3 separate regions of the Mus musculus genome follow, and all the other regions are linked to region 3. Evidence: chromatin loops called from intact Hi-C (ENCODE). Cell type or tissue: heart. All regions are shown on one strand. Each heading gives the region's core, and the rest is flanking DNA. Links, peaks and the distances in the headings are about the cores only.

What was found. Peaks named below come from ENCODE experiments on the same cell type or tissue, not always from the same donor. Only the 100,000 strongest peaks of a DNase experiment are listed, where the experiment ranks them.
Region 1: it touches region 3 in a loop (2.2-fold over the local background); 10 of 42 quality-filtered maps call a loop at or near these places.
Region 2: a loop joins it to region 3, with 6 times the contacts of the local background. A loop is called at or near these places in 24 of 42 quality-filtered maps.

What each region holds. Positions count from the first base shown.
Region 1 is chr3:100,681,524-100,689,947 of GRCm38, reverse strand. It overlaps Man1a2 (mannosidase, alpha, class 1A, member 2), which reads left to right and starts at 4,475. Exons shown (of 13, transcript NM_010763.2): 1 at 4,475-5,387. The coding sequence starts at 5,086. In heart, for the core only: no CTCF peak of the experiment used is centred there; DNase peaks (open chromatin) are centred at 3,947 and 4,447; H3K4me3 peaks cover 4,782 bases; H3K27ac peaks cover 3,320 bases.
Region 2 is chr3:100,354,515-100,362,938 of GRCm38, reverse strand. No RefSeq gene overlaps it. Among named protein-coding and RNA genes, the nearest start is that of Gm25802, 55 kb to the right of the region's middle. In heart, for the core only: a CTCF peak has its summit at 3,772 (motif pointing left); no DNase peak of the experiment used is centred there; H3K4me3 peaks cover 359 bases; H3K27ac peaks cover 402 bases.
Region 3 is chr3:100,565,654-100,574,077 of GRCm38, reverse strand. It overlaps Man1a2 (mannosidase, alpha, class 1A, member 2), which reads left to right. Exons shown (of 13, transcript NM_010763.2): 13 at 6,336-8,424. The coding sequence ends at 6,468. Among named protein-coding and RNA genes, the nearest start is that of Gm40106, 29 kb to the right of the region's middle. In heart, for the core only: a CTCF peak has its summit at 5,281 (motif pointing right); no DNase peak of the experiment used is centred there.

The DNA of each region.
Region 1 (8,424 bases), core at 69-8,068, 120 kb before region 3:
GATGTTCTTTACTGGCTTGCCTCCCCTGGTTTGCTCAGCTTGCTTTCTTATAGAACCCAAGATGGGATGGCACCCAGGGATGGCACCAGCCACAATGGGTCCTCCTCACTTGATCACTAATTGAGAAAATGCCTTACAGCTGGATCTCATGGGGGCATTTCCTCAACTGAAACTCCCTTCTCTGTGATAACTCCAGCTTGTGTCAAGTTGACACCACATAAAACCAGCCAGTACACTCAGCCATGAGCCTTTATAGAAATCAATATGAGCTGCAGCATTCCAAGGTATAGAGAGGCACAATATAAACATTATCGTTCCAAAAAGGAAGGATAGCAAGACATCAAGAAACCCAGAAGGGCTAAGACCAAATCTTAACCGCTCCATTTCCAGCATCCATGGTAAGCTCTGGTGAGATCAGAATCTCTGAGGGGCTTTGTGGCCCCATCCTCAGATTCTGCCTACGGCCTGCAGAGTCTCTTAGCACAATGGTTCTCAGCCTGTGCATTGTGACCCACGGGGGGGGGGGGGGTGTCATGTGTCAGATATCCTGCATTCCAGAAATTTACATTATGATTCATAACAGAAGCAATATTACAGTTGTGAAGTAGCAATAGAAGTAATTTTATGGTTGGGGGTCACTGCAACATGAGGAACTATAGTAAAGGGTTGTAGCATTAGGAATGCTAAAAACCACTATCCTAGCAGATTCTCATTCCATATTGCAAGTACCCATGACTTCTTAGGGTCTTCCATGAGCTTTGGACATTGCCTTGTGGGGTCTGCTTGCAGAAACAGAAACTTTGGCTCTGATGTCTACTGTACATCAGTACATTCAGGCTTTGACTTCTCAGTGCAAACAAATGCTTGGGTTTTGTGTGCTTGCAGAACCAGCATTACAAGGTAGGAATCAAGGTCTGTTGAGTGTGTGAACTATATCTGAGCCTGCCTGGGCCAAGGTCGCCGAGTGCCTTGCTGGATAGTGACACGGACATGAATTCCTATGCAATTTTTTGGGCACCCTAACTCGCTGGCAGATCTGAGCACTCAAGTCGGGGCATGTGCTGACTTCCAAGTCCAGTGCTTTCATCTTGACTTCTCTCCAGGCAGCCTAACCGAGATGCATAGACTAAGATCAGGGAAAGGATAGTTAGCCAGAGGAAGGTTAGGCATGTCTGCATTTATACATCACCTAAGTGGGAAACTTGTGATTTCCCATTGAGCTAATGAGTTTTTTTTTTTTAACTATTATTTTGTGTGTGGATGTTTGCCTGCATATGTGTGTTATATATACACACACACATATATTCTTCTACACAACTGCAAGGTCACTGGTAGATTTATCCCCCAGTAGTAGTTCAACAAATTCATCTTCTATAAGGAAGCAAGCAAGCTGTACATCCTTAGGCCCAGAGTATCTACCTAGGCTTATTTGGGCTTGCTAACTTTCATGCAACTAACCTAAAAATTTCATAGCTTCGAACTACAAATTATCCCTGATCTTCGAGGAAAATGCTTTCTAGATGCAAATAGGAGTGGAAGGAGCAAGGCGGGAGCCTAGTTATTTCTCTAGGCATTCACTCTCGGAACACCTGGTAACTTCTCAGCTGACATCTTTCTTGGAAACCTTGGAAACCAGTTGAAATGCTGAAGGAACAGGTTCTGTAAGTAAATAAGAACCCAGCTTGTCTTTTTGCATTACCCCCTGCTTCTCCCCATCCCTGAGTTTTGCTTAAAATCGGGCTAGGTGATGATACTTCATCTAGGAAGCCTGGATCAAGGTCAAAACTGTTTTGTTTTGTTCTGTAAACAACGAAGAGTCAATATGAAGTTAATACACACGAGGAGCTCTGATATTGCAGTGCTTGAGTGGATCCCGGGAATGGTCCTATCAGTTTGAAACCTGGAAGGATACATTTTATTTTGTTAACATTTAATAATTCTGATCTCGTAAAATATGAATTAACTTAAATAGATTTGTAAAAGGGAAATTACTGTTTTATCTGCCACTTTGGAACCTTGTCTACATCTTTGATCAAAGCCTAACTAAGCTTTGAAAATGAAATATTCTCTTTAGGCATCTGAAATGAAATTCCTCTTTGTTGAATACTTACCCCCTACCCCCACCCCAGTTCACCTTCTCTGCTTTCTGTGGATTGCCCTCACATGGAGGGATCAGTCTGTGTTCAACCTGGTCTGACTGGATCCACCTCCTGAAATTTGACCTTCACTTTCTCAAGTACCATTCTTTATAAATTTTTAATTTAATTAATTATAAATGCAATGCAAACAGAACACATGGGGAAAATTATATATAATACCAATGTCTTAAGAGTTATAATCTTTTCTAAATATTTCCCTTTACTGTATTTATATGCATATTCTTATATACTTGTAACCATAATGAATACATTTGCAGCTTGTTTTTTAAAAAACATTCTTTTAACACCTTCTTTTTAGAAGTGAAAGAAAATGGAAAGGGGAGTCAGGGGAAGAAGACAGAGGGAGAGTTGGAGAGGTAGAGAGGGGAGGAGGCAAAAGGGGGAGGGAGCAAGAATTGGTAATGGTTTGGAGGCTAGTGTAGGAGTGTGACAAAATAGTTGGCTGTATTTGAGTATCTACAAAAATCTGTAAAATTAACACTTTAATCTCTCAGAGAAAAATAGGCAAGGACAAGAAAGAGGACAAGGCATACAGAAGACTCTTCATCAGCTATAAGTCTGGAACTTCCAATGTCACATTTGTAGAATGTTTGGTTTTGGTAAATTTTTCTTGCAGCTAACTGTAGTGTTAGCTAGGTAATAATAACTTCTCAAGGTTTATACAACTTGCTGTCTCGTTCAGAGGTTGGTGTTTTATTTCCATCTTCTCGTGGAAATGAGTGACCTCAACCGTCGGAGCACAGTGTTCCTTTTGGTTGGGCTCTCAACATTAGAGATCTATGAGACAGTCACACTGTATGAACTCCGCAGTTTCTAACATCCATTCACGTGTCTCACTCAAATCTCATTCACTTTGGATCCAGCGGTGGCCCTTGGGAACACGTTTACATCTTGTGCTGGCTTTATTTTGTAAACCAATGACTTCTTTTGTCCTGTGGTAGGAAGGTAGGGTTTGCAGAGCTTCTAGAAATGCCTAGTGGAATGTAGTTCTGAATCCTGCCAAGGGACATGAAGTTTTCCTTGATTTCTAAGGCTGACTTCCCACCCCTGCCATTTATGGGCCTCCTCTCCAATTGCCAGCTACCAGTTAGGATGTGTGCAAGGAACAGAAGGTAAATTTAAGAAAAAAAAAAAAAGCTAAATGCAAACTAGATGCAAGAATACATATGCATTGCTAAGAAGCCTATATTATACTTTATCACAACCTGGTTCTTCTCAATATTACAGATAACAGAATTGACTCAGATTGTTTCAAGCCTCAACTTCAACAATATTGTCCTTTTGGGTTTTAACACCTGCTCATTCATTCATCTTTGTTATCTTTGCGGGGGGAATGGTAGTGGTGGTGGTGAAGATGACTATAGAGTGTATATATAGTCTTGGGACTGAACCACCAGGAATCTCCTGTCTGACCTAGGTCGTCCGATTCCTCAGAAAGGAACCCAGTAGAAAGCGCAGGGCTGCCATTTTAACACGAATCCGGCACGTGGCCGGTGCCACCTCCTTCTTCAACCAGCCTCGCGTGCCCAAGAACGCGTGGAAGTTTGAGACCTTGATGTTGAACCCCGGCCCCGAGTCACTGATAACTGAGGGAGGCATCAGCCTTGGCCCCCGTAACCCGTCAGTCCCAGGAACCCCACATTCCAGCGCCACTTTCGCGATCCAAGCGCCTGGTCCTCCTCGTCCGGCCGCCGGGGCTTCCGGGGGCTCCGGGCTCTCGGCAGCGGCCAGGCCCGAGCGGCCCGGCGGGCGGGGGAGGGGCGCGGCGGCCGGGAGCGTGCGCGCGCACCTCACACTCCGCCGCCCGGGGACGCCCACTCGCGAGTCGGGGCGGCTAGCCGGGCCCGCGCCCCCCACGGCCGAGCCGCTCGGCCCAACCGGTGTCGGCCGCGCAGCCGCTCTGTTCTCCTCCGGCCTCCACAGGCCAGGGACCAGCCCAGGGCCGCGGACCCGCGCCGCAGTCAGCGCGAGCGTGCGAGCCACCCGAGGCCGGGCCCTGCCGGAGCCGCCCTGCGGCCGCGGGAGGCGCGGCTGCTCGCTCGCGCGCGACCGGCCGCCCTCCCTCCCGCCCGCCTCTCCCAGGCGGTGCGAGGAATGAGCCGGCGCCGGCCCCGGGCTGTCGGTCTGAGGGCCGCGGCCCGGCTACCTCGCACGCCGCCACCGAGGCGCAGGGGCTCGGCCGCCGCGGCTGGGCTCGGCCGAGAAGCGGGCGGCGGGGCTAGCTGAGGAGGAGGAGGAGGAGGAGGAGGAGGAGGAAGAGAAGAAGGAGGAGGAGCCGGGTGGGGGCGGCCGCTCGGCTGAGGAGGAAGTTCCGCTCCTGACAGAGCGCGCGGCGGCGCGGGCGCTGTAGTGTTCGGGACGCCGTCGCCCTCGCGGCCTCGGCTGAGGGTCGTCGCTGCTACGCCCGGCGCCGCTGCTTGGAAGCCGCGGAGGCTGCGGAGCGGTGGAGCGGAGGAGGCTCCGGAGGGGACCGAGTGGAACCGACCTACTGCAACTCGTCGTCTTCGCCGGGCGCCTCCCGGGGCGGGCAGCCGCCTCTGAGCATCGCGCCGGGGCGCGGGCATGGCAGAACCCACCTTGCAGCTTCTCTGCGGTGTGGCTCGCCCGATCCACTCTCGGGAATGAAGAGGAGACTCGCGATCATCCGGTGAGGCACCGAGAGCCAAATGGCGAGAAGATCTGACGGGACAGAAACCAACGATCGCTTGGGAGGTCACCCGGGCTTCTGGATGTAATCGGAGAGCGTGAAAGAGGTGGCCTCGTAAATAATAATAATAATAAAAAAGCACAACAATCCTTTGAGAGGAGGGAAATTGAGTTTATTCTTTTTTTTTTTTTGGCCGAGGTTTTGAGAAACGGTTCGATGTGTTGTACGTTTGATATAAGATGAGAACTTTATAAAGTATTCCGTCCAAGAGCCTAAACGATGACTACCCCAGCGCTGCTGCCCCTCTCTGGTCGTAGGATACCACCTTTGAACCTGGGGCCGCCCTCCTTCCCACATCACAGGGCTACCTTGAGACTCTCCGAGAAGTTTATCCTTCTCCTCATCCTTAGTGCCTTCATCACCCTGTGTTTTGGGGCATTCTTCTTCCTTCCAGACTCTTCAAAACACAAACGCTTTGATCTGGGCTTAGAAGATGTGTTAATTCCTCACGTAGATGCCGGCAAAGGAGCTAAAAACCCCGGCGTCTTCCTGATCCATGGACCCGACGAACACAGACACAGGTTCGTTTGTTACTTAAATTATGGTACTTCCTTTTGGGAGAGCAAGGTACAGTTCACTGCTTTCTTGTCTCTCCCCCCTCCCCCTCCTGCCCCTGTGAATGATCAGGGTGTTGAACGTTGTTGGTTCAGAGCTGCCTGGGTAGAACCATACATAGACTGGAAGGACTCCTAGGGTTCCTTGGTTTTTCCCGGCAGAACGAAGTGTTCAGTCAGACTCTTCTGCTGTGGACAGCAGGGAGCGGAGATACAGGGAGTCAGCATGCGCGTATTGAGAACGTGTTTCTGCCTTTCTGCCACCATGTGAAGTCACTGAATCTTGACAGCTTGCTAGACTTTGCTCAGCCACCAAGTCCCAATCTCTGGCTTGTGCTCTGATTTTTTTTTTTTTTTTTAAATGTTAAAAGGTGGGGTGTGTATATCCCTAACCATAATTTGGCCAGTTATTCTGAATTGAGCCCTTGGCAGGGTATAATCAAGATGAAATGAAATGGAAGCTCTGCTTCCAGCCTTTAAGTCATTTCTAGATCTTTACCTAAAAGGAGACTTTGGAGACAATTCGCTTTTTCCAAACACCTCTCTCCTCTCATAAGCTAATTCTTGAATGTGTGAAAGAGAAGTATGTATGAGACTTCACCCGAATGGTAGAACCCCTGTAGAAAATGGGTAGTGGTTTTAACCTAGTGTGAGGATTTTGAAAAAGCCTAGGTTCAAATGTGAGCCTAAGTTAAATATTTGGGACAATACACTATTGTAATGAGGGCGTTCTCACTTTGTCTGTGAAGTTAATAATTACTTGCTTGCTAGTTCATTGACTTTTGGCCTTATTGGAGTACTTCTAATAATACAGTTTCATACCATTTTTCTATACTTTGGGATATTTGATATTTTCAACTTACATACTTTAAGAGGTTTTTCTTTAAAACTTCCCTTGCTTTGTAACTGTGAAAAACCTTACTTGGTCTGGGAAATATTTGCTGAAAAAGAAACGTTGTTTTTCTGGACCTTATTTCCCATGGTATGTATATATGATGCAATGAACATTTGGGAAAAAAATGTTCAGAGCTTTTTGACAGCAGTGATGTATTAATGTCATTTAGCTATTATGATCTGCTGTCGTGTACTGATAAGTGGCTTCCTTTATATTTTATATGGGTAGAAGTTTGCAAATTTTTACTTTAAAATTGATATTAAGAGAGTTAAGAAAAGTTCTCAACTAGTTGAAGTTAAAATACATTCAAATGAAAGTGTGTTTATGTTCATTGTACTGCACAAATTCAAAAGAATCGTTTAAGTCTCATAAGTAACAGTTCTTAAACTTTATAGCCCAGGAATATACATATATTAGAGCCCAGGAATATGTGTGTATTTATTGTTACTCAGAACCCCTGGTTCCTGAGTTTGGCAGTGGGAACAGAGTTGTAATGGCCAAGGGGTGGTTATTGAGCTGCATTTTCAGCTTGGGATAGGAAGAGTCAGGGTGACGGAAAGGACACTGTGCTGTTGGATTTGCTTGCCTACCAGCTCAGAGAATCAACTCCTGTGTGGGGAGTTGAAGCAGTGAAGGAGGCAGTGCTAACGCTGGCTGTGGCAGGAACAGTTTGTGCTGCTCTTTGTTTACACTTTGTTGTTGCTTCCTCTCACCTGAAAACAGTCTGCTTGGAATAATTTTACTTTGAGCAAGGAATACGTTTAAAATGACAGAAACTAATGTGCAAATATGATCTTGATTAAAAGTAATTCAGAAAGATAGTCTTATAGAATTATTTGTAACTAAGATCATACTTATTTTGTGTGTAGTATCTTAGAAGGTAAAAATTGTGTTATGTGTGTGTGTGTTGTGTGCATGCTAGGGACAGGGTTGGGGAGCCTTGCAAATGGAGGGCATTAATTCTTGTTACTAGTGTTTAAGAGATACTCGTTGGGATAATGTTTCTTTCTGAATGCATAGTTAGTGTAGTACCTTGGTGTTTTAGTTCAGTTGTTAGTCATTTTACACTGACTAAAATTTGTGAGTTTTTTGTTTTGTTTTGTTTTTTGAGCCAGTTTTTAATCAGCTCAAATTGTTTCCTCTGTATGACAGCGACATCTACTTTATGGGCTGTACTGAATGAGATAATACGTGCGAGTCCTTGATATAGTTCACAACTTCAGCCAGTTGTCAGGGAGACTTAGGTTATTATCACTTATAATTGGAATGTTTGAATTCTGACTTTGCTTTAAGTGTTTTATGTTTCTGAAAATCTAGGTACAGTTTGATAAATATTTTAAAGAGTACACCAGAATGTTTCTATCAAAAGGAACATTTTATAATGACATTATTTTATAACTGTTATTAGTTAACAACAAATAATCTACTGTTCAGACTGCTCATGTAGAGCCTCCTGTGTGGATGGGCTAATGATTCAGGGATTCAATGATTTTGGTTTTGGTTGTTAGAAAGTTGTACTCAGAGCAACCAGAGTTTGTAGGGAGTGACTGTCCAGCATTTGGAGTGGAGGGGGAGAGAAATGAGAATAGGAAGGTTTCATTGAGGGGGAAGGGGCTCTGAAACGGTGAGAAAAAGAAAGCTAGATGAAGCAGTGATGGGAGGAGGCATGGTCAAGCAGGCTGCACAGGAGAGCCCTAGTGGGAAAAACCTGGCGTTCTTACGGGTACAGGAAATGTTCCCGTGACTGACGAGGTAGACAGTGTGGTTGTGTGGCCAGGTGCAGAGAGTAGACAGGGCAGATGTGGATTTACAATTCCTGCCTATCCCCTAGTTACAGAAGCTTGAATTAGTTCCTGGCATGCACAACGTGGGAGATTCATGTGACAGTCTAGATTTCTGGCTTTTCTTAAAAAAATTTGCGACTGGAGCAACACTCAAGTGTCTATTTTCCGATGGCTAACACTCAGTCGGAATCTGGCTCCCTCTTGACAGGCGTGCGCTCTCCATTTTATGCCACTCACTTAAGGTGTCAAGTAACACAATAAATCAATGCTCAGCCTGCCAGTGGTTAAGTTTGCATCTCTAGGCTGGACTGTTGCTAAGTATTTT
Region 2 (8,424 bases), core at 90-8,089, 210 kb after region 3:
ATTTCTAGGCAACTGAAAGGTAAGAAAGCTTGTAGAGTGACAGGACTTAGTGATTACATCACACATCTCTGACGTCACGCAGCCATGACGTCACACAGACCCAATGTCACACAGCTCTGATGTCACCCAGATCTGGAGTCAGGTTCTGTAGATGGAATCCTTGTTTGCTCTCAGCAGATGTGTGACTTTGGACAACCAAGTTCATCCTATCATGAATATTCCAAAGAGTTATTAAGCACGTAACATCTTTCACTTTGAATCCACTGAACTTGGAGTAAAATATTAATGCACCTCCATAGAGCTGTTGCCAAGATTAGCTATAGAAATGCATAGAGAGTGCATACAGTAAGCACACAGTAAATGTTGCTAATATCACTCACATTAGACAGGTTATTTTAGCTTGTATGTTTCTCACTAGGGAAATGAGAATGTTGACCTCCAGAGTTTCTCTGTTGGCCACCAGCTCTCGCCCCCATGTAGAAAACTTAGAAGGGGGAGCAGAGCTATGCGGATGTCAGAGCATCACCTCTGGGGGCAGCTTTTTGGAAAGCAGCAGTGACTTTGAGGTTGATAGACATAGGAGCAGAACATTATCTTGTGATTCTGGAGGGAGAGAGGAGGAGATGTTCCAGACATACATTTTAGTCCCAGACTAGAAAATGGACAAAGATATTTTCTTAGTTACCTATAAAGGGTAGGTCTGAAGTTTAGACACTGGGCATGGCTAGGGGTGGGGCGTGTTAAGTAGCTTGCTGAACCTTCCTTTCTGCTAAAAAGATAGGGGCTGGCCTCTTTCACTGGAATTGTGTTAAATGAGTTAGCAAAGCCCTGGCCTTCACTTCCAACATCAAAGAATGCATTAGTGGTACCCAAAGGGGAAGCATTTTGGGAGGCAGTGGCTGTATTATTTCACAAGTTATGAACACAAGGGATAGCGATGCTGGGAGTATCATGTAGTATTCCAAAGAGTAGTGGTTTTCAAAAATAAAATCCCATATAGCACTGTGCTAATTCAGTAGGAAATCACAGCAGTGCTGCTGGAGGTGTGGGCTCTCTACAGCATTCTTAAACACTTACCCGCTTCTGAGCTCAATAATCTATGCAGCAAGACAAACCTTTTAGAAGACCCCTTTCCTGAATCCACAAAATTTAGTGTATGAGGATGTAGTGTAAGTATGTAGTTTCAACACAGCTACATTACTGCCAAGGTGAGAGCATGCACAGGTAGCTATTTACAACTTCTGAGAGACACCTGGCCAGATCAGAAAGGGACAGAGAAAGCTCCCTGGTGGAAGGAACTTAGTTTAGAAGTATGCATGGAGTTATCAGGTTAAAAAAATGTGGCTGTTTTCAGGAGAAAGAGAATGTATGAGTAGAACTTTAAAGTGGTGTGTGTGTTTGTGTGTGTGTGTATGTGTGTGTCTGTGTGTCTGTGTGTCTGTGTGTCTGTGTGTGCTTATACCACAAACAGAGGAAGACCTCCTTGGACAGATCACAGGAATGGATGAATCAGATGAGCTTCCCTGTCCCCCTCACTGTCTAAAAGAGCCACTCATGGGTGTACACTCAAATACATATACCTGTGTGCACATGTTTATGTGTGTGTAGGTGCATGTGTATACAGGTATGGGCATATGTGCTCATGTGTATGGAGACCTTGTGTGGCTTGTTAACATAACACTGATTGAGCCATATTCACAGCCCTTAATTTAAGACTTTTCCTAAAACTGACTTTGGATTAAGGAATGCAGGAATATCTGCTGGAGAAACAAAGTGAGGACCAGGCGATGTTGAGCCCTGTTGAAAGAGAGCCTTGAGTATGATCCTTGGTAATGAGCTTGGATGTACTCTTAGGCAGTGGATACCATAAAAGATTTCAAATTGGAGGGATGAAATGACGTAGCTTATATTCCAGATCCGTGGCACCATGTGTGATGAACCTTTAACATTTAGATCAAAGGCACATAGTGGTGATGCATGGCAGAGACATAAAAAGATGAGAGACAATCCAGAGCAGGGTGGGAGGACAGGAATGGACTTGGGTCCTTCGAGGGGTTTACTCGGATATAGGAGACAAGTGGAAGGACCCAGGGCTCATAATGAGAACATGAAGGATAGAACTGGACAGAAGAGTAGACGATGCAGGGACAGCAGATGAGGAAAGATGAGGAGATGGAGGCCTTCCACAAGAGCCAACCAAAAAAGGTGCCAAGAGGAACCTGCTGAAGAAGGAAGAATCAATCATACCAGTGGGGCTGTCATGAAAAATCAAGACAAAGTTTCAAGCAAGAAGCTGATAGCGTCTGTGGGGCTGTGAGAGTCTGTTTGATCCAGTCAGGAGGACCAGTTTGATCCAGTCTGTTTGATCCAGTTGAAGGACTATTTGAGCCCTGAGCCACATTGCAGAGAATGGAGGGGCAGAGAAGAATGTACGGGCAAGACGTAGATGGCTCTCTGCGGGTGGAGGGGCTTGACAGTGAAGGACGGTGGAGGTTTAAGGAGCAGCTGTGTTGAGTGGGGAAGCTTTTGAGAACATTGAGACACCTGAGAATCTGTTTATAGTGAGGGAAAGACATGCCAGGGAGCTGCGTGAGCTGTCTTTCAGAAGTGCTAACAGTGGCTCTCAGCCTTCCTAATGCTGTGACCCTTTAGTACAGTTAGTTCCTCATGTGTGGTGACTCCCAACCACGAAATTATTTTTGTCTCTACTTCATAGCTATAATTTTGCTATTGTTATGAGTCAGAATGTAAATATCTGTGTTTTCCAATGGTCTTAGGTGGCCTCTGTGAAAGAGTCATTTGACCCCCAAAAGGGGTCACAGTCTACAAATTGAGAACCACTATGCTGGAGGAAGGCATCTTCCTGCTGTTGGTCCCACTGAATACAATGACATCGTCAGAGATTCTTTAGTGTGCCCACGACTTACTGCTCTTCCAGGCTATGCGTGGCTGTATGTTAAGGGGGAGGTGTGGGAATCCAGACAGACCCAGAGACCACATTAACTTAACTCTGGAGCCCCTCGGGATAGACACAATTCTCAGGCCAGCAACCTGCTTTCCAAGGGTCTCTCTGGTGGACAATCCAGAAAGGCCACTTCTTACCAGTTTCTAAAATGCTATTTATTTTCAAGGTCTATTACTTTAATTCAGTTTCATTCAAAGGGGTCAAATGTCTCCTGGGTGCCTTCTGAGCCCAAACTTGCCCAATGATGGGAACACTACTCATACCCTTAGAAATGCTGTCTTTTGTAGGTGTTCAGCTTTTCGGGGATAAAAAGATAAATTGACATAATAACCAAGTTACTGCTTTCTAAAACTGTTTAGACCCCCCCATACCGCCCTGATTCTAAGCTCCTCCATTCACTTAGCTTAAGTAGCAAGTACAGGCAGTCCTGGGTTGAAAATCAAAAAACTGAGATGAAGGAAGCTTGTCTCTGCTTAAAAGAACCTTACAGGGAGACCGAGAGGGGGTGCCCATTCTCTGGAAGTCTTGATTGTCATGGTCAAGATTCGGATGGGGAGAGCAGAGAAAGTGCTGACTGACCAAACGTGTCTGAGAAATATGGGAGAGGGTGTCATCAGGGAAAGCTCCCCAAGGGACCGTTTGGAGTAGAGCTTCAAAGGGCTGTCAAACGCTGATGTTCAGTAACTGCGTGGGGACCGGGGAAACTGGCAGCTTTCTTCTAGGGCTGAACCTGAACATACCGGAAGCCAAAATACTTGCAAGCCCTTTGTGTCCTGAGAGCCTGCTGTCTTTCTGCATGCTGACACCTAGTGGCTGTGTACATTTTTCACACTTTCTTAGAATGCTCAGGCTCCTCTCTTCCCCCTCCCTGGTTGTTCCAGTTAAGGAACTAGTGGACCCCTGATGGCGGACAGGGATGCCTCCCATAGCCCACAGCCTGTGAAGCTGGGACTGGACTAGAATCTCACTCCCTGGACTCCAACATCGGATTGACTCTGATGCAGTCCCCACCACAGCCAAGCTCTCACCATTGTTACAGAAGGTCCAGTAGGTCTCACCTGAGTGTGCTGGGACATTTCATGTCCCACTTGCAAGGGTGGGGACATTTTAACATAAAAGAAACATGGAAGCTAGTGGCTTAGCCAAAGAGAAAAAAAATGGGGTATTTCCTTCTCACCCCATTCCTACTGGTCCAGCCTTCAAAGACCTATCTCACTTTTGAGTAAACATGGTTAAGAGATGCTAACAGAGTGGATGCAAATTGTTAGCTTTTGGTATTGGGAAGCCAGAATGCTATGAGAGATTGGAGGGAGAGGCCTCTAAATTCATTTCTTTCTACCTATAGCTGCTAGAAGAGTAAAATCATTATTGAGTCTCAAGGGCAGTGGGTTCTAAAAACACCTGTCAGCTGTTGCATCTCATAGAACAGTGTATTCAAATATGGTTCTTTGTTAGAGCTGAAAGTTTACATGTCAAGTGTTTCAGAAGCTCACCTGGCACTGCAAAATCTACCATGGCGTCAATGTCCTTGCTAGCAACCATCCTGGCTAATCTTCACACATCACCGTGTTATGAGTGGTCATGTTGTCTTTCTGTTATATGTTTTGTATTAACGACAATTTCAGGCTATTAGTTTGTGCCAGCAGTTAGTGAAGAATAGATCTTAAGGAGGATACAGTAAAAAACATAGGGCTAGCAAGACTAATAGAATTGATACAAACCACAGCAGCTAAGGAGTGAACAAGCTCGAGGAAAACCTCTCCATGGAACAATAGCTTGAGAGAGAGAAGGGCTAAAACACGGATTCTAATATTTGGTCTCAGTGGCCCCATCAGCTTGGGAGAGAAAAGGTCTACCATTTATCCATCCTTGAGGGAGCTCCTGACATTTCATATGTTCATGTGTAGCATACTGTCAGGGAGGCAATACTGAGACTCATAGTGTTTGTTTTTCCTGAGGTCACATATGTATTATATGACAGTGATGCTCAGTGGAACAATGAGACCTAAATTATTTCACTGGTACTTTAATTCGTTTATGTCTCCAAGGCTGGGTTGTCTCTAGCCACTCTTGTTTTTTCTTTTTTTTTTCCATGTAGTATGTGTGTGTGTGTGTGTGTGTGTGTGTGTGTGTGTGTGTGTGTGTGTGTGCACATGCGCGCGTCTGTGCATATATGTATGTGAAGGCCAGAAATCAAGCTCTTTATAGCTGTCCCCCTTATCTCCTTATTTACCAAGACAGGATATTTTACTGAATGGGAAGTACATGGATTGGCAGGCAGGGTGACTAAGGCATCTCTAGGGATCTGTCTGTCTGTCTTCATTTCCTCAGTGCCAGGGTTACAGAAGTGTGTCACCATTCCTGGCTTTTTATCTGGGTTCTGGGAATCTGAACTCAGGTCCTTATGCCCACAGGGTGAGCATGTAACCAACTGAACCTTTTTCCCACCTTCCTCTCCCTGTTATTTGTTTCTTTTTGACATCCCCTACATAAAGGCTATTAACATGAAGGAAGAATGGTTTCTGGCTGGAAGTAAAGAAAGCTTATCTAGGTAACAGTTCCTGGAGGGGCCTGGCCATGCAAGGCTGGACCTTCTTATCTTCCAAATTAAAAATTCTGGGTTGCTTCTGAATAACTCATAATTGAGGCTGGCATCCTGGCTGGTGATTCTAGGCACTCTGGGGAGTGCTAGAATTTCTTCTTGTACCCATCAAGCTGAATTTACAGCAGGGAGAAGGGAGGAGGTTGGGGGCTGCTTCTGATTAGCTTGCATCTTCTGCCAAAGTTATATGTCCTCTCTGTGGGCAATTAAGTGTTTCTCACGGACCCACCATCTGGGTTCAGCAAACTGGGGAGTGGCTCTCTCTCCACCCTACCTCACTCCAAATCCAGAGGCCAAGCAGCAAGACTCAGAATATCCAATCCTTTCTCTAGCTCCCATTTTTCCTTACTTCTCGGGATAATGGCTGCCTGCATAGCCCAGTCTGGGGCACAGTCCACTCAGTGGTCCTGCAAAGAGTCAAGAAACCACCACAATTACTTTTGCTGGAGCATGAATTGGTGACTTGAAAGACAAAAAGAACTTCAACTTCAACTTCCCCGGTCACTTCCAAGAAAGAAGTTTTCAGAGAAAAGAGTCCTGACTCACTGAGAGTTTTCAGAACAATTTATGTCTTGTCATTGTTTCTTAAATGTGTCCTCAAATTCATGTGTTGAAGGCTTAGAGCCATGGGAAGGTGGCAGGAACTTAGGAGATGAGGAAAAAGCTGGGTCACTGGGGACATACTCTTAAAGGGTAAGTGGAGATCCCAGCATGCTATTTGCTCTTCCTTTTTCCTTTCCTCCCCTATACCTGTCCCTTGTCCACCATAAAGCAAACAAACTTTGCCATCAAATGCTTCTGTCATGATATGCTACTTACACACAGACACAAACACAACTGAGTCAGACAACTATAGGCTGAAGCTATGAGCCAAAATAAGTTTCCTTGTTACAAATTGACTTTTTTCAGGCATTTTTTTGACACAACAAAAAACCTAAATATCATTGCTATTGTTGTTACCATGGTTTTTAATGTGTTAGGAGAAGGATAATGGGTGCTAACAGCATCTATCTGTAATAGTGTGAATTAACTGTCAACTTAACAGAAGTTAGAATCACCTGGGAAATGAACTTCAGGACATGTCTTGACTATCTTGACTTTATTAACTGAGGTGACAAAAAACCTGCCCACTGTGGGTGGTACCATTCCTTAGGCAGTGAATCCTAGACTGTAAAGTAGAGAATGCCAGATAAACACCAGCATGCATGCAGTCAGTGATCCTTTATTTTGAGTTTTGAAGTAATGGCTACTTCAAGCTCCTGATGCCTTGACTTATCCAGCATGAGCAGTCACCTGGAATCATGAGCTAAAATAAACCCTTTCTTGTTTGTTGCTTTTGTCAGTATATCTTATCAGAACAACAGGAAAGGAAAGATTAAAACTTAGTTGGGAAAGAGATGTCTGACTTATCCATTCCACTGTTTCAGGCATCATGTTCCTCATCTATAGCCCTTAGGTCCATTCAGCAGAAAATATTTGTTGTGTTATATACTGTGTTCCAGGGCCTGTGTTAAGCAAACCGAGTCTGGCCCAGCTCTTGGCCAGAGACAAGGAGCCTGTCCAGACTTATAAAAAGGGTGCTAGGAAAACAAGGTGAATGTGTACCTAAGAACCTCTGGGCCTTCACTTATGGTGCAGGGGAGTTTTCAGGCTCAGAGAGGAGAAAGAAGCTTAGGAAGACAAAACAATAACAACTGTCTAAACTTTTGTATTGTACAGTGCTTCCTCTTAAATAACCTCGTTCTGTCTTCAAAACAATGCTGGAAATTAGAGAAGTAAGCCAGGAATGAAGGTACACACCCCAAATCCCAGTATTCCAGAGGACGATGCTGGAGGATTAACAGTTTGGGACTGGCCTGACCTATGTCACTCTATGTCATATATATATATATATGACACAGCAGACTTATATACAGCACTATACTGTTAACCATAGCTACCAGAACTTGCACATCTTACATAAAAAAGCCTATGATTTTTCAATAACATCTCAATTTCTCAATCCCAGGTCCCAATAAGCAACACTCTCTTCCATGCTCCTGAGTGGGTGGTGTTACCCACCCACAAACACGTAGCATAAATTGATATCATATTGTGACTAATCTGAATAACACATAGCATAAGTTGATACATATCTTGACTAGTCTAAATAATGTTGCAATGAACATGAGTGGGGAGATGTCCTCTAGGAATACTGATCTCTTTCTTATGAATATATACCTACAAATTAGATTGCTAGATTATAGGACATCTCTAAGATTCCACACAGAAATGAAGTGATGTGGTATCTGTCTTCTTGTACCCAATTTATTTCATTTAACACAATGGCCTGGTTCATCCATTTTACCACAAGTGGTAAGACTTCTTTCTCATTCAAGCTGAATGATGCTTATGTCATTCTGTCTGCGTTTGGTGCATTTGTATATCCATGTATGTGTCTGTATGTATTTGCAATATTTTAATTGATTTACCTACCAACAAACACGAAGCATAGGCTGTTACCATATCTTGACTAATCTGAATAATGCTGCAATGAATGTCTTCCTGAAGTGCTGATCTCTTTATTTTGAATATATGCCCACACATTAGATTAATAAATTATGCAAAAGCTCTATGTTTTTTAAGTCTTTGAAGATCTCATAGCAGCTGTACTAATTACAACATATACAAGGCTTTCCTTTTCTCCACATACCAGCATGTTATCTTTCTAATAATAGCCATCTTCACCAGTGTAACATGTCACTGTGGTATAGTTTGCAATTCTCTGTTGACTAATGGTGCCAGGCATATTCTTGTATCCACGTAGATGTTTGTATGCTCATTTTGGGAAATGTGTGCCCATAACTCATTTTATAAT
Region 3 (8,424 bases), core at 324-8,323:
ATGAAGAATAATATGAAATAAAATGTGCGATATATCAATAAATCACATATACTAGGTTCATAAGAGAACCATTAATGAAATGCTAGTCGTTTGCGAAAAAATAGTTAGTTGCTTAACTTGCAAAACATGAAGAAGATGTAATGGCAGTGGTGGTATTTGAACATTCAGAGTTGATGCTGAAAGAGGATGAATTGATGTCTGGAAGAACAGCCACAAAAACGACAGTAAAGTATCATGCTGGGGCTGCAGACTCCTGTATTGAGTGGTTCAGTGCAGGGAGATTCAGTAAGAAGGTAAAAGAACAGATAGTGGTAATGTTTCCAGGGTGGATAATTATGGAGATTGTGATAGGAGTTTAAGAAGAAATTGGTTTTTCAGAAAAAGGAATTGATTTTAATAAATATTTTGAAGAGAAAGTTCAAAGGATAAATATTCAAAGCCTGAGTATGAAGAGTAAAAAAAATATCTGTATAGTCCCTTGGAATTGCCTCACCTAACGGAAACGTTCCCGTTCAATTTGGCAGACTAGACACAGTATATTTACTTATGCTTTCTTGAAAGCCATTAAAGTGACTACAGAACACTAACTAGTCGAGTAACAGAGGACGAGGGCACTTCTGTCAGCACATATGTAACTGACATAACCGGACAGAGAAAGCCAAAAGTACCTGGGTTGATTTGAACAAGCTGGCAATCTGCTACAATGCTCTGCACCTTTGAAAGGTGGAGTTTGAGGATGGGGGAAGGGCGTTTCCATGGAATGGTGGACTCTTGCTTCTATCCTGCCTCATCTGTGTTCTAAGTGAAAAGAGATCTTATGAAAGGAGCTTCAGCAACAAGGCTGTGGACTCTGGCTGAGGGAGCAGCCACTGCTGAAAGTGAGAGATGACTGAGAGACTTCCTTCTGAGGAAATTCAGTAGCTCACAAGAAATGAAAAGCCTCACCAAGATAAAATAACCATGTCCTTACTCAGTAGCAAAGCCCAAGTAAATACCACCCTCCCCTCTGCTTCAGGCTAGCCTTTCAGCACCTTATGTTTAAGCATTGGCCTGTGCATTAGCTTGGGAGTGTTTGATACTATGAGATCTGTGTATATGTGTGTGCTGTGAGATTAAGAGGATAGTTCACCCAGCTTGATTACTTAGGCCTGAGAGAAGTTCTTTAAGGTTAAAGTCTGGAGTGCTCATACGTAAGCAGGTAGTAATGTCACCCTGCTGGGTTCCTCAAATTGCAAGACAGAGCTTTACATTCCTAGCTCTAGGAATTGTCTGTCTGTGTGTTTTAGTAAAATGGTAGCTGATAAAAAGTCTCACAAGCTGAACAAATCTAGGAGCCTACACTGCCGGGAGCAGCTCTCCAGCACCAGCCCACACATTGTTCACGAATTTATCTTCTTTGAATTCTACAATTTCAGGCCTTTGTATTACCTCCTAGCATCAACTAATTCTTCTTAAAAACCATGGAAGTGTTTTCTACCTGCCTTTAGCCCTACAACTCTCCCTGCACAGCTCTCACAGACTGAGCTCATTTGCCATGTGTTGGAATCTGATAGAAAGAGCAGGCATGTGGAGGTTACCTCACAGCCAGATTTTCTCAGTTCATATGCACCAGGCATCTAGGAGCTAAGGGAAATCAGGAGTTAGTGGGAAACGGTCTTCTTATTAAATTTATTATTAAAGGAAGCAAGACAGCAAAAAAATCTGAGTGAATTTGCTGCATTGTGTCTGCTACTCCTGATAATAAAGTCTCTGGGGCAGCAATTGTGTCTGTAAGTCTCCATGTCTGAAAGTCAGTCTTACATTATTTGAATCTCAAGTATTTTAAAATAAACTCATTGCTTCTACTTCCTTGCTCTTGAATTAGCTTTGCTCTCTAGGTTTGTCTTTAGATCTAAATCATCAAAGTAGAAGAAAGATACACTGTTCATACACTCTATCCAGCAAGCGCTTGCTGTTAAGTGCTTGACCTGTGTTGGCTGTTTGCATATGTCAGTATGTATCAGTAAGTACCTTGGGGAATAATCCTGTAAGAGTTTACATCCAAAAGTTCTCTGCATTCTCCCTAACTTAATAGTTGCTGTTTCCATGCCATGGGTATCATCTGTATTCCCCATCATTTGCTTTCTACCCCTGCTTTGTCTTCTTTGCAACATCACTTCCTAATGCAGAAGTGTGTTATATGTGAAGTAGGAGTTCAATGTTTGCATCTAGGATCACTTAAATAAGTTTTAGTTATATGATTTTATTATTTCCAATTACACTTTTAAGACATTTTTGACTGTTTGATGTCAAGTTTTAAGTTGTTCCATAACCGTTCTTTTTCTCTTCTGTCTTTTAACAGCATTTTTATTTGGTTGGGTTTGGTTTTTGAAGACAGAGTTTCTCCATATAACAGCTTTGGCTGTCCTGGAACTCCCTTTGTAGCCTAGGCAGTCCAGGTCGCCTCAAAGTCACGACGATCTGCCTACCTCTGTCTCCTGAGTGTGTCACCACTACCCAGCATAACATAATTTTCTTAAACATTACCAAAGTAGAATATAAACTCCCTGGAATAGATTCAGGGGTGTGTGCGTGTGTGTGTGTGTGTGTGTGTGTGTATTGTTTATTGTTTTATCTTTATAAACTGAGGTTTATATATACAAGTTTTAATATTTAATATATGCCAGATGAAGAGTTGAATCCCTTGACTCCCATGGGGACAGGTGACAACAGCAGCAGTCTTTTTTTTTTTTAAATTTTTTTAGATATTTTCTTCATTTACATTTCAAATGCTATCCCGAAAGTCCCCTATACCCTCCCCCTGCCCTGCTCCCCTACCCACCCACTCCCACTTCTTGGCCCTGGCGTTTCCCTGTACTGGGCATATGAAGTTTGCAAGACCAAGGGGCCTCTCTTCCCAATGATGGCCGACTAGGCCATCTTCTGCTACATTTGCAGCTAGAGACACGAGCTCTGGGGGTACTGGTTAGTTCATATTGTTGTTCCACCTACAGGGTTGCAGACCCCTTCAGCTCCTTGGGTACTTTCTCTAGCTCCTCCATTGGGGGCCCTGTGTTCCATCCAATAGATGACTGTGAGCATCCACTTCTGTATTTGCCAGGCACTGGCATAGCCTCAAAAGAGACAGCTATATCAGGGTCCTTTCAGCAAAATCTTGCTGGCATATGCAATAGTGTCTGTGTTTGGTGGCTGATTATGGGATGGATCCCTGGGTGGGGTAGTCTCTGGATGGTCCATACTTTTGTCTCAGCTCCAAACTTTGTCTCTGTAACTCCTTCCATGGGTATTTTGTTCCCCATTCTAAGGAGGGACGAAGTATCCACACTTTGGTCTTCCTTCTTCTTTAGTTTCATGTGGTTTGCAAATTATATCTTGGGTAATCTAACTTTCTGGGCTAATATCCACTTATCAGTGAGTGCATATCATGTGAGTTCTTTTGTAATTGAGTTACCTCACTCAGGATGAGACCCTCCAGGTCCATCCATTTGCCTAATAATCTCATAAATTCATTATTTTTAATAGCTGAGTAGTACTCCATTGTGTAAATGTACCACATTTTCTGTATCCATTCCGATAAAAACTGCATGGTGCTGGTACAGCGACAGACAGGTAGATCAATGAAATAGAATTGAAGACCCAGAAATGAATCCACATAGTTATGGTCACTTGATCTTTGACAAAGGAGCTAAAACCATCCAGTGGGAAAAAAACAGAATTTTTAACAAATGGTGCTGGCTTAACTGGCGGTTATCATGTAGAAGAATGTGAATTGATCCATTCTTATCTCCTTGTACAAAGCTCAAGTCTAAGTGAATCAAGGAACTCCACATAAAACTAGAGACTCTGAAACTTATAGAGGAGAAAGTGGGGGAAAGCCTTGAAGATATGGGTACAGGGGAAAAATTCCTGAACAGAACTGCAATGGCTTGTGCTGTAAGATCTAGAATTGACAAATGGGACCTCATAAAATTGCAAAGCTTCTGTAAGGGAAAAGACACAGTCAATAAGACAAAAAGGCCACCAACAGATTGGGAAAGGATTTTTACCAATCCTAAATCCAATAGGGGACTAATATCCAATATATACAAAGAACTCAAGAAGCTGGACTCCAGAAAAGCAAATATCCCCATTTAAAAATGGGGCACAGAGCTAAACAAAGAATTCTCAACTGAGGAATACCGAATGGCTGAGAAGCACCTGAAAAAAATGTTCAACATCCTTAATCACCAGGAAAATGCAAACCAAAACAACCCTGAGATTCCACCTCACAACAGTCAGAATGGCTAAGATCAAAAATTCAGGTGACAGCCGATGCTGGCGAGGATGTGGAGAAAGAGGAACACTCCTCCATTGTTGGTGGGATTGCAAGCTTGTACAAGCACTCTGGAAATCAGTCTGGCGGTTCCTCAGAAAATTGGACATAGTAATACCGGAGGATCCAGCAATAACTCTCCTGGGCATATATCCAAAAGATGTTCTAACTGGTAATAAGAACACATGCTCCACTATGTTCATAGCATCCTTATTTCTAATAGCCAAAAGCTGGAAAGAACAGCAGTCATTTTTATAAGGTCTTTAAAAGTAGAAGTGAGGTTAAGAAGACTGTAGCCCACATCTTTCCCTGGCTGTGGCTTGGGGCTAGATTCAAAGTCATTTAGTGCTAACTGTGACTATTCGTTGGGAGAGGAACTGATAAAACTAGAGCCAGGGTCAGCTGTGAAAACTTGAGGGATCAGAGCTGTGGGCTGTTTTCAGTGGAGTTGAGGGTTCAAATGAGCTGAAGAAGGACCATTGAAACAATAGAACTCTGCTTAGAAGTTACACACGCAGGACACTTACAGCAGTGGGTCTCAAGCTGGAGCATGCATCAGCACTGTCTCAAAGGATTCAACAGGGCTTCTTACTAATGGGTTCTAGAGTACACAGTGGTAGCAAGTTCACAGGCGCATCTTGTCACTGCCTGTCTTAGAGAACTGATGCCCCTGCTATGGAAAACATTTTGTGGAAGCGATTAAGACTCAAGAAACTGTGACAGCCGCTGTCACACCATGATGTCAGGTAGCAACCACTGCCTACCTGCTCTATCCATGTCACTTAGTCTCCTTGAGCCTCTATCAGAGTACTGGAACCATGAGTTTCCGTCTTCAGCCCTTCTAGCACCTGTCACAGTGCAATCCAAGGGTTAGTTACTGGCACACACTGAATTTTAATTTTAAGCAATTATAATCATTTGTTCACTTTTAAAACCATGTACTTTAAAATGCCTTGCCATTCTCTTGTGCTTCAGTAGAGGGAGCTATGACACAAATTGTACTAAGCAGCAACAACAAATTTTTTGACTTCCTATTTTTGTCAGTCTCTATTGCAGTATATTAGGTGAGTGCTTCGTTGCTGTTTTGTCAGATTTGTTAGACTGGATAATTACTACCCTGGTTAATGTCGTCGTCGTCGTGGTGTTCTGGGCAGTGATGTTTTGGCCAGTGGTGGACCACATATTCCTCAGGGGTCCCACATATTCTGCCACCTGCTGACCATCTTAGTTCATATTAGCACTCTGTAATGCTCACATGCTGAGGGAAGCTCTGACTGTGTACTCCTCCAAACCCAGCCCATTGGTACGCGACACCGAGTGCAGAGGATACAGTTCCACCTTCGTTTGCAGTCACTTATATCCATACCCAAACTGCTCTGCTTGCTGTCGCATTGCCTGCTTTAAAAACTGATTCGAAAAAAAAAAAAAAAAATAAAGATTCACATGCAAAAAAAAAAAAAAAAAAAAAAAAAACTGATTCGTTTGAATCATATGGTTTGGTATTTTAGCAGAGTGGTCCGTATACAGTTGTCAGCAGTTCCTTCCTTTCTGGTGGTGCTATTTCGTATTCTATTGGGGATGCACAGTTTGTTTATCCCTCTCCTTCTGATGGTCTACTAGATAATTTTGAAATGAGTAAAGGAAAAATGATTGCTCACCCCTTGACTATGGCAATCTGTTTACATTTAACTTCTCTCTAATTTAAAATTTTACTCATAAACTAATTTTATATAATATTCTATTATCAATCAGTTATCAAAAACTATGAATGATAGTATGTGTACTTTTTTTAAACAATGTCTGTAAATTACGAAGTGATGTGTCTTCTGCTGTTCTTACAGCCTTCACTGTTTCATAGGCTTTGCACAGGTATGTGAATTTTTTTAAGAAATTTATTCATCAGGTCTAGCTCTGCATCTTCATCGGAACTGCTCAGAATCAATTACTGGTTTTCTCTGCAGTCCCCAGTGAGCCCACTTGGTTTCCTGCGGCATTGACTCGTGTTTTGTCCTTTTCTTTTCAGATACTTGTACCTGCTGTTCTCTGGCGATGACCTTCTACCTTTAGACCACTGGGTGTTTAACACAGAGGCGCACCCTCTGCCGGTGTTGCGCTTAGCCAACAGCACTCTTTCAGGTAATCCTGCTGTCCGATGAGCACAGCCCCAGAAGGACCATTCTTACCTGTGTTTTGTTTACATGGACCACTACAGAGACTGTCTGCAGAGGAGAGGCGGCTGTGGGAAACTGGGACTCTTATGTCAGTATGCCGGATGAAACTCTTCCCTGCAAGACTTTTCACTTGTACATATATCAACTTTGAAATTATTCCATTTTATACCTGACCAAAACAAGTTCTGGTACATGTAGGACAGAGACCTGATGTGTTTTGATTCTTACTGAGATGGCCACATGAGAAACAATGTCTTATTCTATACTGTCAGTGCAAGTCAAGACCATAGAGCACCTTACAGGAGCTAGAGATGGCTTTTTGAACCAGTTATACATTTGTTTTCTCCCACAGTGGAGCAGCTCTCAAATCAAATATAACACATTGTGTAGCCCCTTTCCTCCATTTTAACAATGGAACAAACCGAATGAGCAGGAACCGAGGAACATGTAACTACATTGTAGCAAGAAGACTTGGGAAAGAAACAAACAGATACTGGCCCTGTCTGAATTTTCCAGCTCCTCATTGGATTTTTACCAGACTGGCAACCATTTCATTCCCAACCTAGGCATTGAAATCTGTTTAGATTGAGTTTTTCTCTGAGGGGCATGATCTCATGAAGAATATTTTTCAAGTCGTTGTCTCCATATAATATGCTGAACCTGGTATTTATCATAACTGCTGCTTATGAGCCGGAGTGTGGGAGTGTGCATGTAGCTCACGCTAGCATTGGGAGCATGATGGAAGGAGGGAAGGTGCCAGATTGTTGCCTTGAAATCTGTTTTAGAGAAATCCTTAATTATTCTTCTGAATCAGCAACTATATCAAGCAAACATTTTCTGCTTTAATCTCATAACACACTTAATAGAGTCATTCACCTTACAACTCCATGTGGTTCGGCAAAATTGACTCTACTGTTATGCAGCTCTGTATTTGCTAGAACAAACCTAATCGCTTTTACAACTTACTAAAGCAAAGGCAAAACATAGCAATGTCCCTTGAGTAGGGTCAGGTCCTTCACTCATTACCTCACACGTGTGATCTGTTCACAAAGAGTCTATGTTTTTAAGTTTCTCCAAGATATTATCCATCCAAAGAATTACTAGAATAGCTTCGGAATAATTTTCAGTGGCAAATGTGTGACGTAAAGAATCATACTCACTAAAATTGGCATGAACCTAAGGGACTTACAGACCTGCACTGGTTATTTTTGTTGTTGATACTGCTCTATATTTTGGCAGAAAAAAGGGTAAATTTTTATCAAGAACTATAGTTCTTATTATAATATAAGATAAATAGTAATGCTATAAATTTTCTGTCCCTTGAATTTCTGTGATAATTCAAGACACTTTCTCTCTTTTATTTCATACATACATCATCTATTGATGACAATAAATTTGAGAACGCTATAATATTTTATGAAACACTTTGCTTATGAATTCTACTGTGGATTTCTGAAAACTTATTTCCTTGGTTGGTAGCTTTTCTTTTTAGCCCCGTACTAGCTTATTACTAGCAGATTTAAACTGTGGAAAAAATATAATTGGACATGTTATAAGTTGACTGAGCATCTTCCAGTGAAAACCATTATCTGATCCTCAGATTGAGCCAGTACTCCAAAAACTTGCCACCTCAAACTTGTTCAGTATTGATAAAAGACAACATGGAGAGAGTGAGCTCTAGCACATGTCAAAACTGTATCTTTTCCTACTTGAAATTTTTAAACTGTAAATGAGAATGGTAGATGGCTATTACTTTAGAAAAAAAGATGAGGTTTTGGTTCTCAGAGAAAAAGAAAGTGAGCCTTCCTCATACAGCACAAGCCCACTCCCAAGTCAAAGGAAAGTGAGGAGCTGAAGGTGCCAAAGACCAGTGCAGCAAGCAGGGGAACCTCTGTTACACTCATGCAGTAAAGGCGCCATCTTGGTTCCCTGGGAATGCTC